Linked DNA regions of Homo sapiens: region 2 is linked to region 1. A link is a loop called in an ENCODE intact Hi-C map of the cell type or tissue named here. Cell type or tissue: pancreas. All regions are shown on one strand. Region 1 overlaps SND1 (staphylococcal nuclease and tudor domain containing 1). Region 2 holds the start of SND1-IT1 (SND1 intronic transcript 1).

Region 1 (5,000 bases):
ATGTTTACATACACAAATACTTACCATTGTGTTATATAACTGCCTATAGTATTCAGTACAGCAACATGATGTACAGTTTTTAGTATAGGAACAACAGGCTATACCATACAGCCTCTGTGTGTAGTAGGCTATACTATCAGGGTTCCTGTGAGTACACTGCATGATGTTCCAACGATGACCAAATTGCCTAAGGACACATTTCTCAGAAGGTATCCCAATTGTTAAGTAATGCATGGCTGTAGCTTGTTAAGTAGTATAGGGGCCTATTATCAAGCTTATACTCGAAAAAGACAAGTAGCAGCAATATGTCAATAAAACCACTATGAGCTGTTTCTTGAGTGGTCAGAATGAGCTTGACAATATACTAAGGACCATAGGAGATTACTGCACAGTAAGTATTAAAAAGGCAGATGGAGTTGGTGACTACTACAGTCCTCTCACCAAAAAATTATTACTGAAAGAATCTTGACTGTAATTTCTTCTTCATTTTATAGGTGGCTAAACTGAGACCCAGAGATAGTAAGTAGTATTTAGTGATGGACCTGGGCTAGAACTCAGGTCTCAAGTCATAAAACAGGCATCCTTCCACCATGACAGCCTGTCTCCTACATTCACACACAGATTAGAAGTCAACCAGAACAAACTATATAAGGAGTGACTTACATGGATCTCAAGGGCATTATGCTAAATTTAAAAAGCCCATCTCACAGAATCACATATTATGATTCCATTTATGTAATGTTCATGAAATGACAAAACTATGGAGATGGAAAACAGTTGTCAGAGGGATGATGGGAAGGGAAAGGGGTAGAAGGGGTGGCACTAGGGAGACCTTTGTGATGACTGAATAATTTTCTACCTTCATTGTGATGTATGTGAATCGACAGTTGATAAAATGGCATAGAACTATACAAAGACACTGTATCAATGTAAACTTCCTGGTTTTGATATTGTACTATAATTATATGAGATCTAACCACTGGTGGAAACTGGGTGAAAGGTACATGGGATGGCCCTCTCTCTACTACCCTTGCCACTTCAGTGAATCTACAATTATTTTTAAAAAAAAGTCAATGGGATTTTAACTTACTGAAAGGAGACAAGAAAAGCATTAATGACTCTAAACTCCATTCTCACCTAGAATAATCAGAATAGTTCTCAACCAGAATAAATCTCTGAAGGTCAAAGTAGACAAAACTTGTCACCATCCCTCTACTCCAAACTCTGTAGTGGCTCCTGTCTCACTCAAAGCAAAGGCCATGTACAGCCTACAGGTCTGCTGTCCCCATTCCCTCCTTCGCTAACCCCATCTCCCACCACCTCCACCTTTGCTCCCTCTGCTCCAACCCTAAAGCCTTCTTTGCTATCCAGGACACTTGACCATAAGACCTCTGTCTCTAGTGTTGCCTTTGCCTTCTGCCACTTGCTTTTTGCCATCCTTCAGGTCCTTGCTCCTGATACCTTGCCACTGAGGCCTCCCTGACTCTTCCCTGGCTTCCCTACTAAAAAATTTCCCCCTCGTAACCCTGGAATACCTCCCTCAACTCTTTCATAGCTTTAGTTTTCTCTATAGCACTTTTCATCACCTATATATCTTTACTGCTTCTTTATCTGATTGCCCCCATTGGAACGAAAGTGCCGCACAAAATAGATCTCTCTATCATATGCACTGATCTATCCCCAGTGCAAAGAACTGGCGCCTGGCAACGTCATGTACTCAACTCAGTAAATAAGCTGTTGACTAGAGATGGAGGAAAAAAAATACCCACAAACTAAAGTTAAAAAAAATAAAACAACCATATAATGTTCATGTGGCCTAAGAAAACAGGTGCAATTTGGAGATTACATGCAAATGAGGTTGAGTTTTACTTACATTTGGAAACATGAGATTTTAAATTCCAAGTCTGGCTTTAGTAAGATGAAACTTGAGAAAGACATTTACCTTTTAAGTCATATTTTCTGTTCTATCATACCAAGCGGACTAACTTGACCTGAAGGACCTCTAGGGTGGTAGACAAAGCTAATGCTCTAAATGATGCCACAGAAGGCATCATCTGTGTTTCGGACCTTAGCCAAGCCTAGAAATAAAGACATACCCCATGGGGAGCCATGGAAAGGACACGAGCATTTGTTAAGTCAAATACCCTCTATAAGGCAGAAAAGATATTACATACTGGGAATAAAATAGTTATTTGTCACCTAGTGCTGTGTGTGCTATGAGTCTTTTTGTTGTTGTTGGCAGTGTCTGGTTCTGTCACCCAGGCTGGAGTGCAGTGGTGCAATCACAGTTACCTGCAACCTCCACCTCCTTGGCTCAAGTGAGCCTCCCACCTCAGCCTCCTGAGTACCTGGGACTATAGGCGCATGCTGCTACACCTGGCTATTTTTTAAGTAGAGAAAGGGTTTCACCATGTTGCCCAAGCTGGACCTGAACTCTTGGGCTCAAGTGATTCACCCACCTTGGTCTCTCAAAGTGCTGGGATTACAGGCGTGAGCCACCATGCCTGACCTACTATGAGTCTTATTATAAGTAAGCACCAAGTGTTGGGGGAAGACACACACAAGATGCACAATTCAGATTTTAGACGGAGTACCTACAGCAAAACTTTCCTGAGAAATGAAGCACTGAAGAATGAGTAAGAGCTAACCAGATGAAATGTATGTTCCAGGCAGAGAGCAGATTAAGTTAAATAGTAATGCATTTAATTTTTTTTTTTTTAAAGGAATGGTGAATGAGAACCAGGGAATGTAAATATAAACATGGAGAGGTAGGGAGGGGCCAGGTCATGGCTCAGTATACTCCACTCCTAAGGTTATGGAATGATTCTAAAAATCAGATGTGTGTTTCAAAAAGAGAATTAAAGCAGTAATGTAGAAAATGGATTGGAGGGCAGTAAGACTAGAAATAGAGAGGCTAGTAAAAAGAACTGCTGAGTTATTCTACACTGACAGCATAAACCAGGCAGTGAGGAGAGCCAGGATAGGATGAACCTGATATACCAGTAGGTAATTACATACTGGGAGTTAGGAGGAGATAAAGACGACAACATGATCTCTAGACTAAAAGACTATGTAAATGGTGACACCATCAAAAGACGCGATCATTTGAGTAAAGGAACAGCAGTTGAATATAGGTGGGAAGCCTGCTAGAGACAGGGAAAGGGAAGTCAGCAGCATCACCATCAGATCACCCAGAGACTGAATAGTGGTAAGAAGAGGGACAATGACAGAAGCCTAGGAAGCACAAATATTTAAGGAGCATTCAAAGCAGACTGAGAAAAAGTTATCAGAGTTGTAGAAGGAAATCCACGAAAGTGTGGTATACTGAAAAGGTAGAAGAAAACAAGATTTTAAAAGATAAGTATTAAATACTCCAGAGAGGTCAAGTAAAAGTAAAGACTGAGAAGTGTCCTTCAGGGAAGCATTGGTGAATGATGGGGAAGGTTCAAAGCTAGAAGGGAAAGGAATGAATAGCAAACGGGACAGAATTAAAATGTCTTTTAATTATTCTAATTAACTTGGCTATGAAGAGAAGGCAAGAAGAAGAAAAGCAGATATAATAGGATAGAAGACTGAAGGACAATTAAAAATAACACTAGTTAAAAAGAGAATAGCCAATAGCACAAAATCCCAAGGAGAACAAAAGAACTGGAATCTAGAGCATGTAGGCAGAACAATTAGTTTGGAAAGAAGAAGGTGAAACTGTCTACGGAGATGGGAAGGCAGGAGGTAAGAAAGCAAGCATAACAAGGAAGGCAAACTGGAAGCTGAGAGAACAAGAAGTTAAAGGCATCTTCCTGATAACCCTATATTTACTCCATAAAGTAAGAGATGAGACTGCTGACAGTGATAGGAAGAGATATAGTTAAGTAGGGGGGCTTGGTGGACAAAAGCGGTCAAAGTCTAAAATAGCCATGGTAGTGAAATAGCACCATTAAAACAGCATTTATGGAAAATTAATCCAGGAGTATTATGCAGCAAGATTTGAAGAGGGGGAAAACCTGCAGGTACGAAATGCTTGGATCTGCCTTGTTGAGTGCATGGAGTGGAGGGATGGCAAGAGTAGAAGGAAAGAACTGATAACAGAATTCTTTAACATATAAATAACTAAATCACTACCTTCCTAATGAAATTGCTTTCTCTCAATACCCCAAGGAACACCTAGGCAGCATCAAACACCTTTAATTATTTCAGCTCCTGGTGGGAATCAAAGCTATTATTGATGGGCAGCCCCTAGCTTTTAGATTTCCCAATCCAAAATGCTATATGCTTCTTGAACCATAGCTCATAATCCAACTTAGTAACTCATTAAATATGAATGACTATGCCTACTTAAAGCACATCTGGAATATTCCCTGTACAAGTGGTGATACATTTTAATGGTTGTCCAATCAACCTGGACAGCTCTTCAAAATGAGTTGTCTAGGTTCTTGGCTTCTCTTCGAGCTCAGTATGTCTGGCCGATATGAAAAGGAATAGAATCATCTGACAGGAGAAGACTCCAATTTGTTGAGTACCAAAAAAGCTGGGTCTAGCCCACTGCTTAGGTTGTATTTTAATAAACTACACAGGTGATTCTTGGGCACACTGGAGTTTGAAACCTTCATTTTAATCAGCATTAGAGTTAAGCATGTTGGCTATGAAATGAGAGTAAGATGATACAAATGGAAATGAAAAGCAGGTATGTGGTAAAAAAAAAAAAAAGGAGAAATAAAAAGTTGATAATCATCAGCATACAAAGGGTAGATGAAGTTATGATTTAACAAAATACCACATAAAATAAATACCACAGTCTGGGCAACATAGCAAGACCCTGTCTCTATTAAAAAAAAAAAAAAGATAAATAAATTAGCTGAGCATGATGGCATGCCTGTAGTCTCAGCTACTTGGGAAGCTGAAGTAGGAGGATCCAGGAGGTCAAGGCTGCCATAAACCATGATTGTGTCACTGCATTCCAGCCTGAGTGATAGGGCAAGACCTTGTCTCAAAAACGAAACAAA
Region 2 (5,000 bases), 130 kb before region 1:
AGCACAAACCCTACCTCTCAGGGGAGTCCAGCAGTCTCTTCCTCCTGATAACATTTTTCCATTTATTCTAGGTCATAGGCCCTACATAGCTATGAGAGGGAGACCAGGAGACTGAATGTGCCTGGCAATAGCTATCTTCCATAGGAATGGCTCATTAAGAATATCATTTCATGTCAGATGGGTAGACTGTATCGAATACCATGAGTGGCAAGGGTTCTGCTTGGCAAGGCTCTGTTTCAAGGACTTTCATGACCTTATGTGATCCAGTACATGCATTCCCCAATTGCAATCACTGCCCACTATCCTCATCATCCAGCTTCAATTGAGATGAGGCATAAAGTAAGTACTGTGGACCCTTCTAGCAGAAAAAATGCAAGAGGAAATCACATGTGAGGCTTTTATGTCTTTACTCTGGGCTGAGCTGGGTTAGACCTAAAGATGGAGAGGAAAAGTGAGTGCCAGGAGTCTTGGAACTGCTAAGGTTTCTATTGCTTCTACTTGGGGGGAAAAATGAAACTGTCAGGTCTGAGGACTGTATTTCTTCCTTTTTTTTTTTTTTGATAGGAACAACATTAAGAAAAACAAATTGATCTGACAGAGAAAACATAAAACTCTCTTAAGGAAGAGTTTACTATAGTAGGGACACATTCCCTAGGGGAAGGGAAGGGAAGCGTCTGCTGAAAAGGATTTTCTTCCCTGGGCTAGAATTACATCCTTGAGGCCTTCCTACATGTTCCAAGGAGGCCAAATCTCTTGTGGTCCTAAACTATTCCTCATTCCACTCCTAATCCCAACAGCCATCCTGGGATAGGAACACTAGCCTCTGGAGAGCAGTGAGGCCTACCAAACCTACACCAGTCAGCCCATATGACATAATTACAGGTAACAGAATCTTGGCCAAGCCAATGAAAAATTAGGCACAGTACCTATTTCAGAAGAATGGATGCAATTCTATGCTTGACTGGCTATGAAAGTTCTAAGGAGAGGAATAGGGAAACAGTCAAGCTAAGCCAGCAGCTTTGCAGAGAGGAATCCCACTGGAGCCAGCACAGTATTGGCACCTATTAGCACATGCTGCTGAGCTCACTTGGGGAAGGCCACCAGTGACTGGAGACTCAGCTACTTCCAGGCGTTAAAAGCTGATAGAGGAAGCCCAGTAGTCAGGGGAAGAAAGGCAATGGGGCAACGTCCCCCATGGTACATTTCTACCTCCACTTTTCTCCTTGTGATGCCACTTTCATTTAGGGGCTGGAATGGGATTTGAGGGCCCTCTCTTCTCTCTAGGCTTTCTGAAGTACTTCGCAAAGGGCCAGGAGCCCAGAAGTGAAGGGGCTGTAATAGACAGATAACAACCTGGTATTCAGGAACAGCCCGTCTCCAAACAGGAATTTGTTGACCTGAACTTCAAAATTAACTCTTCGCTTATTTAGCAGTCTAATCCACAAAACAGAAACATACCAGAGAGGGAGAGATTTGCAGACTATGTTCAGAGAGTGAAGGGACACGAATGGTTTCTATTTGAACACTAAACATTTTTCAAAACACTCATCATTATCTCATTACCTTTAAATATACTGGCTGGAGAGACAGGGAGACCCAGGCAGGTCAGGGTCCTATAGTAAGTGCACAGTCAGGTTTTGGCTATGGACTTTTTCAATGATAAGCTGATGAATTAGCAGCCATGTGTCCAGTCTTAATACTTCAACAGTTTTCCTCCCACCCTGACAAATGCCAAGCTTGGAGAGCTTTCCTAAAGAACCATAAAGGACAACAAAATAACAGGCCTTCTTCCCATTCTCTAGAATTAGGTCACAAGGAATCAATTAGTTGATTTGACAAATATTTATTTATTGAGTATCTCTTATATACTAGGCACTGGAGTACAAAGACAAAACATGGTTCCTGTCTGTGAGGAGCTTACAAGCTAGTGGGGAGAGACTTGGGTCATAGATCCCTTGTATACTATTGGTAAGTGCACAACAGATACATGCACAGGGTGCTGTGGGAACTGATGGAAGGACATCTCATCTAGCCTGGGAGAGCAAGGGAAGCCTTCCAAGAAAAGGTGGTGCACCTTCCAGAACAGGAGTGAATAGGAAAGCAAGCAAGGGCGATGACTGATGTGCTGGGCCGAAAGTGTAAGTCTACCTGAGAGATGGGAGAAACAAAATGTAATGGTATATATGGTGAACTGCCAGTATAACAGGTCCATTCTGATAAGGCACGAATTACGAAGTGAGTGGGGGTGGTGAGACATAAAGTTGGAGAGGTTATCAAGAATATATGTAAACTGAGATAAGACTTTATCCCAGAGGCAATGGGGAGTTATATTTTTTAAACAAATGCACCTACACAGTCAGATTTGTCTTTTAAGAAACATTAGATATAGGAATATAGACATACATGAGCAAATGGGAAAAGTAAGGCCCACAAAAATCAAACAGCAGATGAAGCAGGAATCAGACAACAGACACAGGAGCTGTGGGAAGAGCAGAGTAAATATTTAGGGGAGGCATGGGCATAGCAAATTCTTCAAATTCCTCTGCAGTCTTGGAAGCATTCAGGATCAGAATCCATGCCCTATAGAAGACTGACTCTTAGTCAATGTGGGACCTTCAGGGAAGTCCTCTACTATTCCTTTAACTAGTTCCAGATATTCTATGGTTGAAAAATGGTAAAATATGGCTAAAAGAATTATTGCCTTCTAAAAGCAAAACTGGCATGATTTGAGGAGAAAAAGCATTTGATTTGGAATGCAGATATTTGAGTTTTAGTATATGTCTTACCATTAGCTCTGTGAACAGAGGCAAGTTACTGTGCATTTTGGTGTCCTGAACTGTAAGACAGGGTTAATATTTTTCTTATAGGTTTGCTGTGAGATTAAAATGAAACATTATGCATGAAAACACTTTTAAAATGAGAAAATGCTATATAAAATTAAGGTTTGATCGCTATTAAGACAGGAGTTTTTCTTACCTGAGACTTCTTCAAAGAATATGGCCCTTAACTAAGAATAAACTGCTTGAAATTAAAGACCACTGGTGGGTGATGAACTGTCAAGCATGTGTGGGGAGGTGATAAAGGCCTTAGCCCCCAAACAGCCTTTAAAAGCTTGTGGGATGAGAGAGCTATTTAGAAAGCTGACCATAACATGTTCCCTTTTTCCTGGGCAGTGGCTGAGATAATCTAGAATAAGGGGGCTTTGTGAAAATAAATGAAACATTGCCGGACAGCCTGCTTGCTTTTCCAGCAGGTAATTATTTGTGGCTCGGAGAGGGTTCCCAAGCGACATGGCCGTCAGGGAGAGTCAGGAGAGTAGGTTGCACTGGATTCACCCTCACTGGGCGTCCATTACTTTCTTGGAATTTCCTGTGGCTTGAACTGTCCTCATTCCTTTGATCCAGAGATATAACTTTGCTAGTGTTCCCTCTCTTGTGGGTCTCCTCAACAGGGAAGGAGCCTGCGCAGAGAGATGGAATGGGAAGGGCTAAGAGAGCATACACCACAGCGCTTGTGGGGTGATGTAGGGAAAGGACCGAGGGCACAAGAAGGACAGAGATTGAGATAAACTTGAAACTGCTTAGAGCAGTTTATCTATTTCAGACACGATACAGCACACTTGGAGCTACGATGAAAGAAATGAAATCACTTTTTCTTGTATTCTAAGTTTTATTTCCCAGACATACACCCCTTCATAAATACACACCAATATTCATGGCTGAGGCCACATTCCCCTGAAACGTAAATACTTTTTTTTCCCCAATGGCAACAGTTGCTTATAATGTTTTTCTGTACCTTTTTTTTTTTTTTAAAGCAGGGAGTAAGGGAGAGAGAGGAAACCCAGGACTCTGCCCTGGCCACTGCAGCCTGCAGAATGAGCTCCCCGGGGGCATCCTCCCTTTTAATGCCAGCAGGGAGAAGGGAAATAGGTCAAGGCAGCAGCCTGAGTTTTCAGCTGGGGCTGTCCAGCATGAGGACATCATTTTTCAGGCAGCAGCAAAGAGCAATTCTAATGTGTCAGAAAGGACAAAGGGGTCATCGAAAAAGGCCTTAGAAATGATCACCAAACCCACATACATTGCCCCTGTCCTCAGAAACTGTACCTCCTACAGCCTGGAACTGTGAAGACAGTTAAACTATGACACTGATCTCTTTAAATAATACCTTATGGCCCTTTAAGACTTCGGGTTTCTCCAACACAGCAGTGAAAACACTGCTGTGCAGGCAGCAACTGGTCAGTGAGTATGTGCTGGCTAGCTGCCTTCTGGAAGAAAGTGAGAAGAGACATGAAATCACTGTTTTATTCAGAACAAGGGCCGCAAAAAGGAAAGGGTGGCTTGGGATTGCTAGATCAGTGTTTTAGACAGGAATGCCAAGGCAGAAAAGAATCACATATCCAGGACCACATAAAAACTGGAGTGTGAAAACCTAGGAGTTTACACTTTTAAGCCAGTTATTTACCCATTAGCTAATGCTATCTCTCACTACTTCTGGGGGATGCTAGTAATAGGCACAACTCCCCATCTGGGAAATCACACCAGATCTTCCTGTCCTTGACTGTGTGGCAGGGAACTGCCTTAAAGAGTCAGCTGTATGTGGGTCAGGGGTCACCAAGTACATGCTATCCAATGGGACATGGCACTCAGCTCATAGTCACAGCTACAGCCAACAGATACAATAATCTCATGCAGTCCAGCCTCAACGGCAGGGGACAGGAGAGCCAACTTAAATTTTCAGGGCTATTACAAGCCATTTAAACCCAATTCAGCATACCATATGCAGCAGTAGTCAGCAAACTTTTTGGTAAAGGAACAGATCGTAAATAGTTTAGGCTTTGCAAGCCATATAGCCTCTGTCGTAACTACACAACTCGGCTGTTATAGTATGAAAGCAGTTATAGACAATACATGAAAGAATTAGCATGGCCAGGCCAGGCGCGGTTGGCTCATGCCTGTAATCCCAGCACTTTGGGAGGCTGAGGTAGGCAGATCACAAGGTCA

What was found. Peaks named below come from ENCODE experiments on the same cell type or tissue, not always from the same donor. Only the 100,000 strongest peaks of a DNase experiment are listed, where the experiment ranks them.
Region 2: a loop joins it to region 1, with 4 times the contacts of the local background. A loop is called at or near these places in 2 of 110 quality-filtered maps.

The regions. Positions count from the first base shown.
Region 1 is chr7:127,865,620-127,870,619 of GRCh38, reverse strand. The region is part of intron 12 of SND1 (staphylococcal nuclease and tudor domain containing 1); the gene reads right to left. Among named protein-coding and RNA genes, the nearest start is that of SND1-IT1, 130 kb to the left of the region's middle. In pancreas, no CTCF peak of the experiment used is centred here; no DNase peak of the experiment used is centred here.
Region 2 is chr7:127,994,951-127,999,950 of GRCh38, reverse strand. All of the region lies in intron 16 of SND1 (staphylococcal nuclease and tudor domain containing 1), which reads right to left. It overlaps SND1-IT1 (SND1 intronic transcript 1), which reads right to left and starts at 2,442. Exons shown (of 1, transcript NR_027330.1): 1 at 1-2,442. In pancreas, no CTCF peak of the experiment used is centred here; no DNase peak of the experiment used is centred here.